2 separate regions of the Homo sapiens genome follow, and region 1 is linked to region 2. Evidence: chromatin loops called from intact Hi-C (ENCODE). Cell type or tissue: heart left ventricle. All regions are shown on one strand. Links, peaks and the distances in the headings refer to the core of each region. The heading gives the core; the rest is flanking DNA.

What was found. Hi-C counts contacts between places; a loop is a spot of excess contacts. Peaks named below come from ENCODE experiments on the same cell type or tissue, not always from the same donor. Only the 100,000 strongest peaks of a DNase experiment are listed, where the experiment ranks them.
Region 1: it touches region 2 in a loop (4-fold over the local background); 3 of 110 quality-filtered maps call a loop at or near these places.

The regions. Positions count from the first base shown.
Region 1 is chr10:70,690,377-70,696,473 of GRCh38, reverse strand. The region is part of intron 2 of ADAMTS14 (ADAM metallopeptidase with thrombospondin type 1 motif 14); the gene reads right to left. Among named protein-coding and RNA genes, the nearest start is that of ADAMTS14, 21 kb to the right of the region's middle. RefSeq lists enhancers at 1,968-2,467, 2,468-2,969. In heart left ventricle, for the core only: no CTCF peak of the experiment used is centred there; a DNase peak (open chromatin) is centred at 2,370.
Region 2 is chr10:70,556,703-70,562,799 of GRCh38, reverse strand. The region is part of intron 18 of PALD1 (phosphatase domain containing paladin 1); the gene reads right to left. Among named protein-coding and RNA genes, the nearest start is that of PRF1, 43 kb to the left of the region's middle. RefSeq lists enhancers at 1,734-2,677, 2,678-3,621. In heart left ventricle, for the core only: a CTCF peak has its summit at 3,291 (motif pointing left); a DNase peak (open chromatin) is centred at 3,259; H3K4me3 peaks cover 412 bases; H3K27ac peaks cover 992 bases.

The DNA of each region.
Region 1 (6,097 bases), core at 1,182-3,681, 130 kb before region 2:
CAGCTCACCTCACATGAGCATGAAGCTGAGGTTCTGTTGCACTTCCCTGTTAAGACTAACAGCTTAACGGTCTGTGTCCCAGCTCTCCCAAATGGCTCAGACCCCCAACACTGCCCCCCTGCCCAGTCTCATACTCCAAGGCTCCCACCACCCTGCTGCGCACTGTCCTCCCACAGCTGGGCCCCTTCTCCTCTTCTGTGGCTGGATGTGGTCCCCCTACTCCGTGCTCAGGATCACCTCTCTGTTACCTCCTCAAGGACTCAGCTCCTGCAGCTAGCACCCCCTTTCCAGCTTCATCACACTCTCCTTTCTACAAGACCATTCCTATCTGCATCCAAGCACACTCGAGTGTCCCGCATCTTTGAAACTCTCTACCTCCCATCCCTGCCCAGCTACTGCCCATGTCACTGCTTCCCTCCACAGCAGAAAGCGTTGTCTACACTCACCACCTCCATACCCCCTGGCTTCTCCTCTACCCACCTCAAGTGGCCTTCTAGAGCCACCACTTCCTGGAAACTGCTTACCTGTGACCACAACATGGCCATAGCCAGCAATCACTTCTTTGTCCTGGTCTCACACAGCTCCTCCCATCATCAGCTCTCCCTGGCATGTCCCCAGGACCATGGCTTTAGGTACTGCATGACTGCAAATGACTTCCAGTTTATATCCCCAGCCCTGGCTCCTCCTGAAATTCCTTTGTGATTATCCAACAGCCTCCTTGATAGAGACTGGATCTCCACTGGTCATCTCAAACTTTGGAACAGAACTCTGGGTTTGACTTCCAGACCCACTCCTCCCCTTGTCTTCCCCATCTCAGTAAATGACACTGCCTTTTTCCCAGTTGCTCTACCCCAAAATCAAGGAGGAGGGACAGGCTCAGTGATCTAGGTCTTTTCAAGTCCCCCAACCCTGGTGGTTCCATCAGTCAGTTCAGCTGAAAGCAACACCCTACATAACCTGCAGGGGCCAGAACCTCTAATGGGCCATCCGGGGCTGTTGTCTCTGATTCACGGCAGGTAAGAGAGGCAGCCCCACCCCTCACACCCCCACACCCTGGAACCATGGCTCCTGCAGGGACTCTTCAAAGTGACCCAGATCTCTTCCTCCCTTAACATGTCCTTAAGTCTTTATGAATCACATACAGCTTGCTAAGCTTGATGGGGGTAAGGTGGGGGTGCAAAAAGACATGAGAGACCGGCCTCTCCTCTCCTGATAAGGGACTTGTATCTGGAATATATAAAGAACTCTTACAACACAATCATTAAAAGACAACCCAGTTTTAAAGTGGGAAAGGGATCTGAACAGACGTTTCTCCAAGAAAGATCTACAAATAGCAGTAAGCACATGAAAAGATGTTCAATATCATCAGTCATCAGGGAAATGCAAATCCAAACCACAAAGAAATAGGATGGCTTGAATCAGAAAGTCAGATAACCAGTGTTGGTTGGCAAGGATGTGGAGAAACTGGAACCCTCATACATTGGTGGGAATGTAAAACAGCGCAGCCACTTTGAAAACGGTCTGGCAATACTCCTCCAATGATTAACAGCATTACCACATGATCCAGCAATTCCCCTTCCAAAGTGTAAGCACCCAAGAGAAAGAAAACATATGTCCACGCAAAGAAAAGTTGTTCATAGCATTATTCCTAGTACTCAAAAGATGGAAACAAGCCAAATGCCCATCAATGGATAAATGGACAAACAAACTATATATATATAGCCATACAATGAAATATTATTTTGCCGTAGAAAGGAATGAAGTACTGGTAAATGCTACATGATGGATGAATCTTGAAAATATGCCAAGTGAAAGAAGCCAGATGCAAAAGGTCACATATTACATGATTCTGTTTGTATGAAGTGTCTTCAAACAAATAGAATAGGCAAATCCACAGAGATAGAAAGTAGATTCGTCACTGCCAAGGGCTGGGGTAATGTTGGATCGGGGGTGAATAGCTAAAGGCCACATAGTCTCTTTTTTAGGTGATGAAAATGGTCTACAGTTGACAGCAGTGGTGATTGCAGATCTCTGTGAATATAATTTTTAAAACCACTGAATTGCATATTTTAAATGGGCGAATTGCGTGGTATGTGAATTATATCTCAATAAAGCTATTAATTAAAAAGATAATATGCATGCATGGAGACGAGAAACATGCAAAGAGATAATACACAAGCACGGAGAGGACACACAAAGGGACGACTCACACAGACGACAAACGCTCCAGCAAACACTCATGCAGAGACGACACGCATGTGGCACACAGACTGCCTGCTACCACGGAAGCGGGAGTCAGCGAGGCTGGGATGAAAGCCTGCCGACGCTGAGATTTCATCTAATTCAAACCTGATGTGGAAGCCCCAAGCCACAGGAGCTCTGCTGGAGGCTGGGGCTGCCAAGTCTTCGGCCCAAGCCAAAAAAAGTCTGAAAGCTGATTCAGACCGAGCTGCAGCCTTGGGGACAGGCAGGAAGAAGGAGCTCTTGGAGGATGGGGCTGAAAGCTGCCAGACTTGTCCACAACTGGCACGCTCTGCCACGTACATCTGCACGGCACCCCATACCAGCACCATCAGCGCTGCCACAACAAGCCAAAGGTTCAAAGAAACACCAGGAAGCAGAGAGCCTCTGCCAGCTGGAGAGAGTTATCTGGGATGACCACTCGGCCACAGTTCCCAAGGTCATGACCTCTGCAGGCCCCACACCCTGGAAGATGCTGGGTGAAAGGCTACTGAGGTCTTGCTGAGCCCAGTGCATTTACAGCAAAAGTCTTTCTCAGTGGAGAAGCAATGTGGTGGGTAAATGCAGAGACCCTAGAGCCAGAGAGTTCCTGAGTTCAAATGCTGGCTCCACCACTCTCAGATCATGTAATCTTGGGACACTTACTTAACATCATTGTGCTTCAGGATTATAACCACAACCATCTTGTAGGGCTGCTCTGAGAAAGCAATATACATAAGGCACCTAGGATGGTCCCGAGCATGCCACAAGGGCCATATTAGTGTTTGCATCTGCGGCCGTGATTCTCATGATCACCATTGTCACTTTGAAGCATGCATGGAAGCCCCAGTGGCTCAGGAGGGGAGCCCGCAGGATCAGTGCTGGGGGTGACATTCTGGAACCACAGGAGGGTTTGCTTGTAGCCCCTGGCTCTGCTATGGCCTGTCTTTGACATGCTGATAGAGTTTGGATGTTTATCCCCTCCAAATCTCATGTTGAAATGTGATGTCCAGTGTTAGAGGCGGGGAATGGTGGGAGGTGATTGGATCATGGGGGCAGATCCCTCATGAATGGTTTAGCACGATCTCCTTGGTGGTAAGTGAGTTCTCACTCAGTTCACACAAAATCTAGTTGCTTAAAGTGTGTGGCACCTCCCCCATCTCTTTTGCTCCCAATGTCACCATGTGGCATGCCAGCTCCTCTTCCTTCCCACCATGATTGCAAACTTCCTGAGGCTCTCACCAGAAGCAGGTGCTGGAGCCATGCTGGTACAGCCTGCAGAATCATGAGCCAACTAAAATTCTTCTTTATAAATTGCCCAGCCCCAGATATTTCCTTATAGCAACATAAAAATGGACTACCACACATGCCCAGATGTCCTGCCTGTAAGTGGAAAGAAGTCCTCAAGAAAAAAAAAGAATACCAGTGGTTGAACATCCTAAGGGGAAAAGTCCTTACCCCCCAAAAGGGGACTGATAGAGGATGATTTTAAAGGTGAAAAAGACCTGCAGACAAACAGCTGGGCAGAAACATACGCAGCTGTTAGGGACTTGTCTTTAGGCAATAAGACTGTAGGCAATTTCTTTCTCTTTAAACTTTTAGGTATTTTCTAACTTTTCTATGATGTCCTTATCTCAAAAGGCACACCTTTTCGGCACAGAGTGTGTGCCTACCACAATGAACACAGAATCAACTCCCATTCCCTAAACAAAGTTTACAAAAAGGGAAGCAAACATAATGTATCTCTCCTTTTCTGTCATTCAACTTCCCTGCAAAGTAGTGTAGAGGCTTCGCTGGGGAGGGAAACACCTGGGGTTCCATCCCAGCAGGGTCCTTCCCAGCTGTGCGGCACCAGCCCTCTCTCAGCCTCAGATTCCATATCTGAAACCAAAGAGTGGATGGGAAGATGAAATAAGGCATGGGAAATGGCCCTCCTGGAGCCGGGTTCACAGCAGGTGGTGGTCTTTTCCTTTACTTCCCTCCTCCGCCTGGCTCTTCTGGTCTGAAAGACCTGACCCCAGCTACTGACCTGACACACAGTAGGCTTTCCAGGAGGCAACAGCAGCCATTCTTACCCCTAGATAGTCATTAAAATCACCTGGAGGAATTTACAAAACTACGGCGACCTCCCAGACCGATGAAATCAAAACCTGATGGGTGGGGCTCAGGAGTCAGTGCATTCTGGAAGCTGCTGGGTGATTCAGACGTGCATCCAGGGCTCAGAACCACTCATCCAAACCCTGGAGGCTTTCAAACAGTGGAATGGCAAGAAGAGGGACATTTAGAATGGCACGAAAAGGGACATTTAAGTGGTCATCCATGTTTCATAAAGAGAGCAATAGCAGCACAGGTGTGTTCATCATAACACCAGAAATGGGCAAGTAAGAGAGGAAACGAGCATACAATAAGTACGTTCCCTGAGAGGGGACAGAGGGAGTCCAGCTGGCTGGGTTACCGCACGCCTCTTACTTCATGACCAAGGGCCATCTAGACCACAAGTGATCCAGCGTGGGGGAAGCCTGGGAGGTAGAGGGAGCAGCTGTGATCTGCTGAGTGGCCAAGGACCAGTCAATGCCCTCACAGCCATCCAAGCTGGGGGTCCATAGTGCAGAGAGTGAGGACAATTATTAGGAGTCCCTCTGTGCTAATGTTGATGATGAAGGTGATGACTGGCTGTCCTCCAGCACCTTGGAGAACAGAGCTGCTCAGATCATCAAAAGCTTGAAGTTTTGTTTTTTTCTTTGTTTTTTTTTTTTTTTTTTTTTTAACAGGGTCTCACTCTGTCCCCAGGCTGGAGTGCAGTGGCACGATCTCTGCTCACTGCAACCTCTGCCTCCCAGGTTCAAGCGATTCTCCCGCCTCAGTTTCCCGAGTAGCTGGGACTACAGGTGTGCATCCACACCCAGCTAATTTTTGTATTTTTAGTAGACACGGGGATTCACCATGTTGGCCAGGCTGGTCTTGAACCCCTGACCTCAAGGGAGGCCCTGCCTTGGCCTCCCAAAGTGCTAGGATTACAGGTGTGAGCCACCGTGCCCAGCCAAAAGCTTGAAGTTCTTAAAGGAGGGGTGGTCACTTTTTATTTCTACTCCCCTTCCCCGCCAACAGGCAGATGTCCTGGCCCAGAGGCAGGACCTGTAGGTGCTCAGAGACTGCCTTCTGCTGCAAACCCCTCACTCTGGAGCCCAGCCAGACTCAGGGCAGATCTTGCCAGGCCAGCAGCCACCCTCAGATTCCATTCCCGAGTGCCCAGGAGCCAAGCGGCTCTGAGGCTTCCCCCTCTGTCACCATCATAGCCCACCAAGCTCGGCGAAGGAGCTCTGCCTGGCCCCTGCTTGGCCCTGAGTCCTGGAAGCAGCCATGGCTCCAGGATGAAGAGACAGGAAGCAGCCCTCAAGTGCCAGCAGGCGGTGTGGCTGCCAGGCCCTGAGCGGAGGAGCGGCACCCTGCGTGGAGGCCCTGCAGTTTGAACGCTGCCACTCAGACGCACACCAGCTGACAGTGAGCAGCACTGGGCAAGGTGCTGCACCCTTGGCAGTGGAGAACAGGCCCAAGAGAGGGCCCCACAGGTCACTGTCCCAGCCAGGCCTCCCCTCCGAATGAGCCCTACAGCAGCCTGGCCCAGTGGGTCGCTGACTAGTTTTAAACCATGCCTCCCACGTGAGATCACGCACATAAATGTTTATCACTGCATCTGATGCATAGCCAGGTCTGTAGTGAGCTGCCGATGAGGGACTTGGCAGTGGCCAAGAGACAAGTTCCCTCCAGAATGCAGGTAAGCATGGGAGAATGCCAGGCTAGCTCTAGCCCCACAAGTGGCTCCTGATGACACAATGACCCTCCAGGTATCACTGGCCAGTCTCCTCTGCAAAGGGTG
Region 2 (6,097 bases), core at 1,948-4,447:
TCCACCCCTCACAGACATGTCACCCACCCAGCACCCTCCCCTGCACGCTATGGAAGGGGAGTTTGGAAAGCGAAGGCCACACCTCGCCTCACACCCATCCCCTTCTCACCCCATCCCCCAAACCCACAGCAGCTCTCCCTGCTCCAGGAAGAGGACGTGGCACAGGGGTCATCCCTCGGGCACCAGGAACATCTGTGCGAGGGCACAGCAAGCCCCAGCCTCTGGGAGCCGGAAAGGGCTGCTCTCCTCACAGCTGGGCTGCAGCTGGAAGCCCTTCCGCACAGGAACACAACATCAGCCTACATGCATCTCCTCCTTAGCCCCAGGGTGGGCTCTGCGGCCTCAGACGTGGCACAGTCCACAGTCCCAGGAATCAGAGCTGGAGTAGCCTGAGCAGGGCCTGTGGTCCCCAACCTCCCACTTCTACCTCCACGGCCTTTGCTGTCTTTGCCTCCAGGGTCGCAGAGTAGATGGTAACTTGCAAAGCCTGCCCACCCATCCATCCAGAAGGAGCTCTGGGGCCCTGGAGATGGGGACAGGGGTGAAAGGTGGACAGCAGGCTGTGCCCAAGAGGGGCGAGGGGACCAGAGCCAGCACTGTGACTCCCTGGGAGACATGAGTCCCATGAGCTGGGTTCAGGTCCTGGTTCTGCCATTTAAACTCACAGGCCCCAGGTTTATGGAAGTAGGATTTCTCAGCAAAGTGAGGGATGAGAAGGCACGTGTGCACCACAGAAAGCTCACTAATCCGCTCATCCATCCAGCAGGGAGGGACCACTACACCGTGCCCATCACCCAAGCCACATACTGGGGATGCAAAGATGAACTACTCACAGGCCCTGCCCTCCGTGCCTGGAGGGGGATGGAAATAATTTCAAAGCAGCCACAGCAGCTGCAGGCTCAAGGAAGAGGGGACATCTAGGGTGGGTGAGGTCTACAGAGAGGAGGCAGAATGGTGCCTTGAGTGGCGGAGGGCATGAAAGGCAGGAAGGGGGCCCGAGAATGAGGTGAGTCCCCAGGGAACCCCCTCCCAGGGTGGGCAGAGTGGGAGGAGCTCATGGCGGTAGGGGAGGGGTAAAGGTGAGAGGCCAGGCCTGGAGTGGGTATGGAGGCCAAGCCAAGGCCTGGCCCTGCAGACAGAGGCCAGTGAGGGTTTCTGGGGATTTGAGGGCGGGAATGGCCCATGGCTGCCACAGAAGTGCTGGGGCCGCTGGGGGCAGGATTTGCTTAGAGACTGGGGAGTGAACAACAACAACAAAGATTTTACCTAAATATAAACCGCAGCCAATACAACGCAACCCCACCTATCTGCAAGGATGGACGGTCTGCGCCACAATGCAACTGGCCGCTCTCCACCCCACCCCTTAGGCTGCTTCTATCCTTCCCCAAGCTCCATCCGAAAGCCTGGAGCCTATTTCAAAACATTTTCTTAGAAGGAAGAAAAGGAAATCACCCACAGTTCCACCGGGCAAGAGCCATTCTAAACTGCTTTCAATTAAAGAGCTCAGAGGCAATGTGCTATGGGCGTGAAACGCCCTCAGCTCTGGCTCTGTGCCATGGACACGACCGCACCAGCACGATCCTCTCCCACAGCCGTGGGGATGGAGGCTGCCTGTTGCAAGAGACACGGGTAAGGATTAGGTCTGAGAAAGATTCTCTGGGGTAAGAGGTGGAGTGGCTCCTTCTGAGCTCTACTGGCAAAGGTAGAATTATCTCCAAATTCAGACCACTGTGTACAGGTGACGCCTGACCCCCGCCCCCAGAAGGTTCCGAGGGCACATCTTGCTGGATCACAGGTCTGTGATTTGAGACAATTGCCCATCTTCCTATCAAGGCCCTGGTTTCCTTAACACCGTCCCCCATGTTAGCACACTGCCTGGGGAGGACGGGTCAGCCACCTCCTGTTGATAAAAATAGTGGAGCTGTTTATATACGGCCTGCCAGGCTGTCATTAGCTGTGGTGGAGCCGGACAAGGCTTCCTCATCCATTGGACTGAGCCCTAAAATAGAAGAGGGCCAGGAGAGGTGGCCGGGGCACTGGGTACTTCGGGCATCTCAAGCCTCCGGCCTGGCTGGCATCGAGGCAGCCCAGCAGTGCCAGCAGGGGCTCTCATGAAGCTCTGCTCTTTGCCGGGCCACCAGGGAGAGGCCCACTGAGGCAGGGCTGGGGAGCCTCCCCAGGCTACCACACAAGCAGAACACGTGCGTCAGGGTCTACTGAGTGCCACCTGCGGGCCGAGCGCGTCACATCCTGACCTGAGGATTAGACCCTAACACATTCTCCTAGCAACCCAGTGAAGGAGGCGGGACTGTCCCATTTTGCAGATGAGGTTCAGCAAGGTTGTTTTTGGTTTGTTTGTTTATTTGTTTGTTTAGCACATGCTTAGTTAACCCTTCAAAGAGTAGGCATCCTGCCCAAACTCAGAGTTCTGAGCTGGGAGATGAGCCCCAAGACCCCAGCTCTTCCTACCACCCTCCCCCACTTGGCCACAGTCAAGCCCACCACTCCCTGCTCACTCTTGTCTCTGTACCTTCACCCATGCTGTTCCTCCTGCCTGGTCGGGTTCCCTCCAGGCCTATGACAAGCCCCCACTCTCCCAAAGTGCAAGCCTGCTCCGGGCCTTCCAGCCCAACAGCCCTGCCCTTCTTAGCCTCCTCTGCCCTCAGGCTGAACCTTTCAATTAAACATTGCACTAAATTCCATCTTAACAGATTCTAATTGCTTCATCAAGGCAGGGGCTGTCTCAAAACAACCATAAACCCAGGGGCGGGCACCAGCCAATAACCAGGTTTACACCTCCCCCTTCTCCCCACCGCCCTGGGGGTCTGCAGAGAACTTGGTATGTGGCAGGCGCTCAGTGAGCACTCCTCCCCAGGCCCTCTTGTCCTGGCTCACAGCTTCTAGTATCATCTTGAATCCAGATCCTAGACAGACTCTGAGGATTGCAGACTGGACATGCCAGCAGCTCAAGTGCTCCGCATGGATAAGGGTCAGGCAGCCCAAACCCACAAAGCATGTCCCAGTGAACCTCCTGAGCACACCCCAAACCTGCTGCGTCCATAAGCCTGCCCATCTCAGTGGCAACTCCAACCTCCCAGGTACACAGGCCAGAACCCGGGACTCCTCCTTCACTTCGCCCTTCTCAACCCCACGGCCAGTCAGTCAGGAAACCTCACTGGCTCCACTTCGAAACACCTCCAGAGGCTGACCGCCTCTCACCACCCTGGTCCCAGACACCCTTGACTCAGCGACAGCCCCTGGCTGGCCCCCTGCCACCTCTCCCGCCCCCTGCTGTCTATTCTCAACACAGCACCTAAATGACTGTACAAACAGTAAGCGTCTGCCCAAAACCCTGTGATTTCTTCCTTTGCACTCAGAGTAGAAGCCAAAGTCCCAGCAATCCCAGAAAAGGCCCCACAGTCTGCCTCCTGTCCCCATAACCTCTACCCTCCTCTCCTGCCCTCCAGTTCCCTAGCTCTGCTCCTCAAACACACAGCTCCCACCTCGGGGACTGCACGCAAGCCACACCCTCTGTCTGAACCATTCTTCCCCCGGATGCCAGCACAGCTCCTCCTTCAGGTCTGTTCAACACCACCTTCTCATGGAGTCCCTGCCTAACCACCCCTCACTGCAAGCCCTCATACCGCCCCGTCGGCACCTCATAACTGTGGAGTCCTAATTAGGGAAAGGGGTAAGGCTGGCGGGACCAGGAGAAAGCAAAGAGAGAAAGCAGATAAGCTCCAAGTCTGCCTTTCTTCATGGTCCAGGGACACGGCCCTCCTACGCAAATGACACAATCTTCCAGTGCCCAGCTATCACCAGACCCTCGGCTGATAGAAAAATGCAACTTAGCTCACTGCAACCTCGGCATTATCAGTACTGCACAAAGCCCTCTTCAGCAAACAGCACAAGCACTGTCCTAAAAAATCCCCAGCCAGCCTCTGTCTCCTTGCAACCAGCACTTCTCTTGCTAACTTGCCCACTGCACCCTTGCAATGTATTTTCATACTTTCTCTAAAAATCTGCCTTTCTTTACCTTTTACATACTTTCTCTTAAAACGTGCCTTTCTGTACCTTCTTTAGTAAGAAGAATTTTAGCAAATTCTTACAAGAATTTGCTAAAATTCTTCTTACTCCCCGTGTAATACCAGCCTCAGATAGTTGCAACATGTGACACTTAGAGGCTCCGCTTCTCCCAACGGATACCCCGCTGTCCAACAGACCACGGCCCTGATGTGTGTGCTGCCTGCCGCAGATCTCCGTCACTAGAGTGCAGACTCCATGAGGACGGGAGCTTTTGCCCTTTGTATGGCATCTCCAGCACCTAGCGCAGTGCACTTAGTAGGTGTGTAATAACCGTTTGTCAAATCAATGAATGACAAACATGTGCACCTTGCATTTTCATTCATTCCAGCTTCACAGGACACCTCGGTTGCCTGTGCCAACCCCTTTGCCTTCCAGAAAGGGAGGCTGAGGTCAAAGAGGTGAAATGACCTGCCATGGTCACATGGAGAGTAGGCAACAGAGCCCAAGCAGGAACCCAGGCCTCCTGTCCACCGAGGAGGCCACATGCTTGAAGACCTGGACTCAGCTGAGGCTCAGGAGAAGACAGCCCCAGAGGAGAAATAAGAAGAGCCAGCAACCCAGGCAACAGAGCAAGATCCTGTCTCTACCAAAACAACAACAAAAAAGAGGCAGGTGTGGTGGCACATGCCTGTAGCCCCAGTCATTCAGGCCTGGGGGCTGAGGTGGGAGGATGACTTGAGCCCAAGAGGCAGAGGTTACAGTCAGTGAACCATGACTGCGCCACTGCACTGCAGCCTGGGTGACAGAGCAAGACTCTGTCTCTAAAAAAAAAAAAAAAAAAAAGGAAGAGCCAACAAGGCCAGGTTCAGGGTCTTCATCAAGCCAAGCCAGACAGCAACACTCCCCACCCTGCCACCCCCTGCCATTACTGAAGACTCCTTAGTATCCCCTCGCTCACCCACTCAACAGAAAGAAACCTGGCCTGGTGACCTCTGCCTCCAGCTGAGGTGGGGAGGCAAGTGACAGTCCCCAAAGATGGCCAGTGGCTGAAGGGCAGGTTCCAGGGCTGGCAGCCCACCCTCTTCCCACGTGCAGCACCAGCCGCTGCGTGTGGTGGGTCCCCACCGAGTCCCTGCAAACTGCATCCTCAGGCCAGCCCAGCGGTGGGGCCCCAGTACAGGACGCTTTTCTGTACCTAACCCCTGGAAGGACAAAATTGCCCTCAATCCCTACCAGTAACCCATTTTCCAAAGGTGACATCATATTTTGTTAAGTAATTTCAAAGTGTGAAGGGACTTGACCTGGTGCCGTGGGCCACTCTGCATGCTGTGAGTTCAACAGACGCTGTTCAGCAGCACCTCTAGGCCAGGCACAGAGATTCAATGCTGAGAGGACACAGTCTCGTTCCTCAAGAGGCCCACTGTGTCCGCATGTAGCCCATAGAGCCTGCCTGGCAGCCCAGCCACCCTGCACACCCCACACCCCATCCCACCTGCCATGGGCCCCAGACTGGTCCTCACCACCATCCCTCAAAGCACACAGAGCAAGGGTAACAACTCCAGGTGACAGATGGAAAAACAGGGGTCCAGCAGGCCAAAGTGACTTGCCCAAGGTTCCACAGGGAGTTACTGGCAGAGCCAGGGCTGCAGCCAGGGCTTCCAACCCCTGACCCAGGGCTCTTTTGCTTGCTGCAGAAGAACGCTCTGTCCTGGAAGACTAATAGTTAATAATAAAGGTAGAGTCAGGTTTTCCTATTTATTTATGCAATGATTTACTCAACCTTCCCTCCATCCACTCACTAGAAAGACATTTGTGGAGCCCCTACTTGTGCCAGGCAGGGTCCTGGAGTCAGGGTTTCAGAGGTGGATCTTGCAGCAGAAACAAGGACCTCTGGTAACAACCACAATCGGGACAATGAGAGCAGCAGGCACCAAGTCAGGGTCTCGGGATTACCCAGGGGGTGAAGGAGGCGGTGGTGCTGGAGTTGAGATTAATCCCCTCAAGCCCATCAACAATTCTAAGCCCAGTGGTGCACACTTAGAAACCATAGCTGCTCAATGGATGTTTGTTG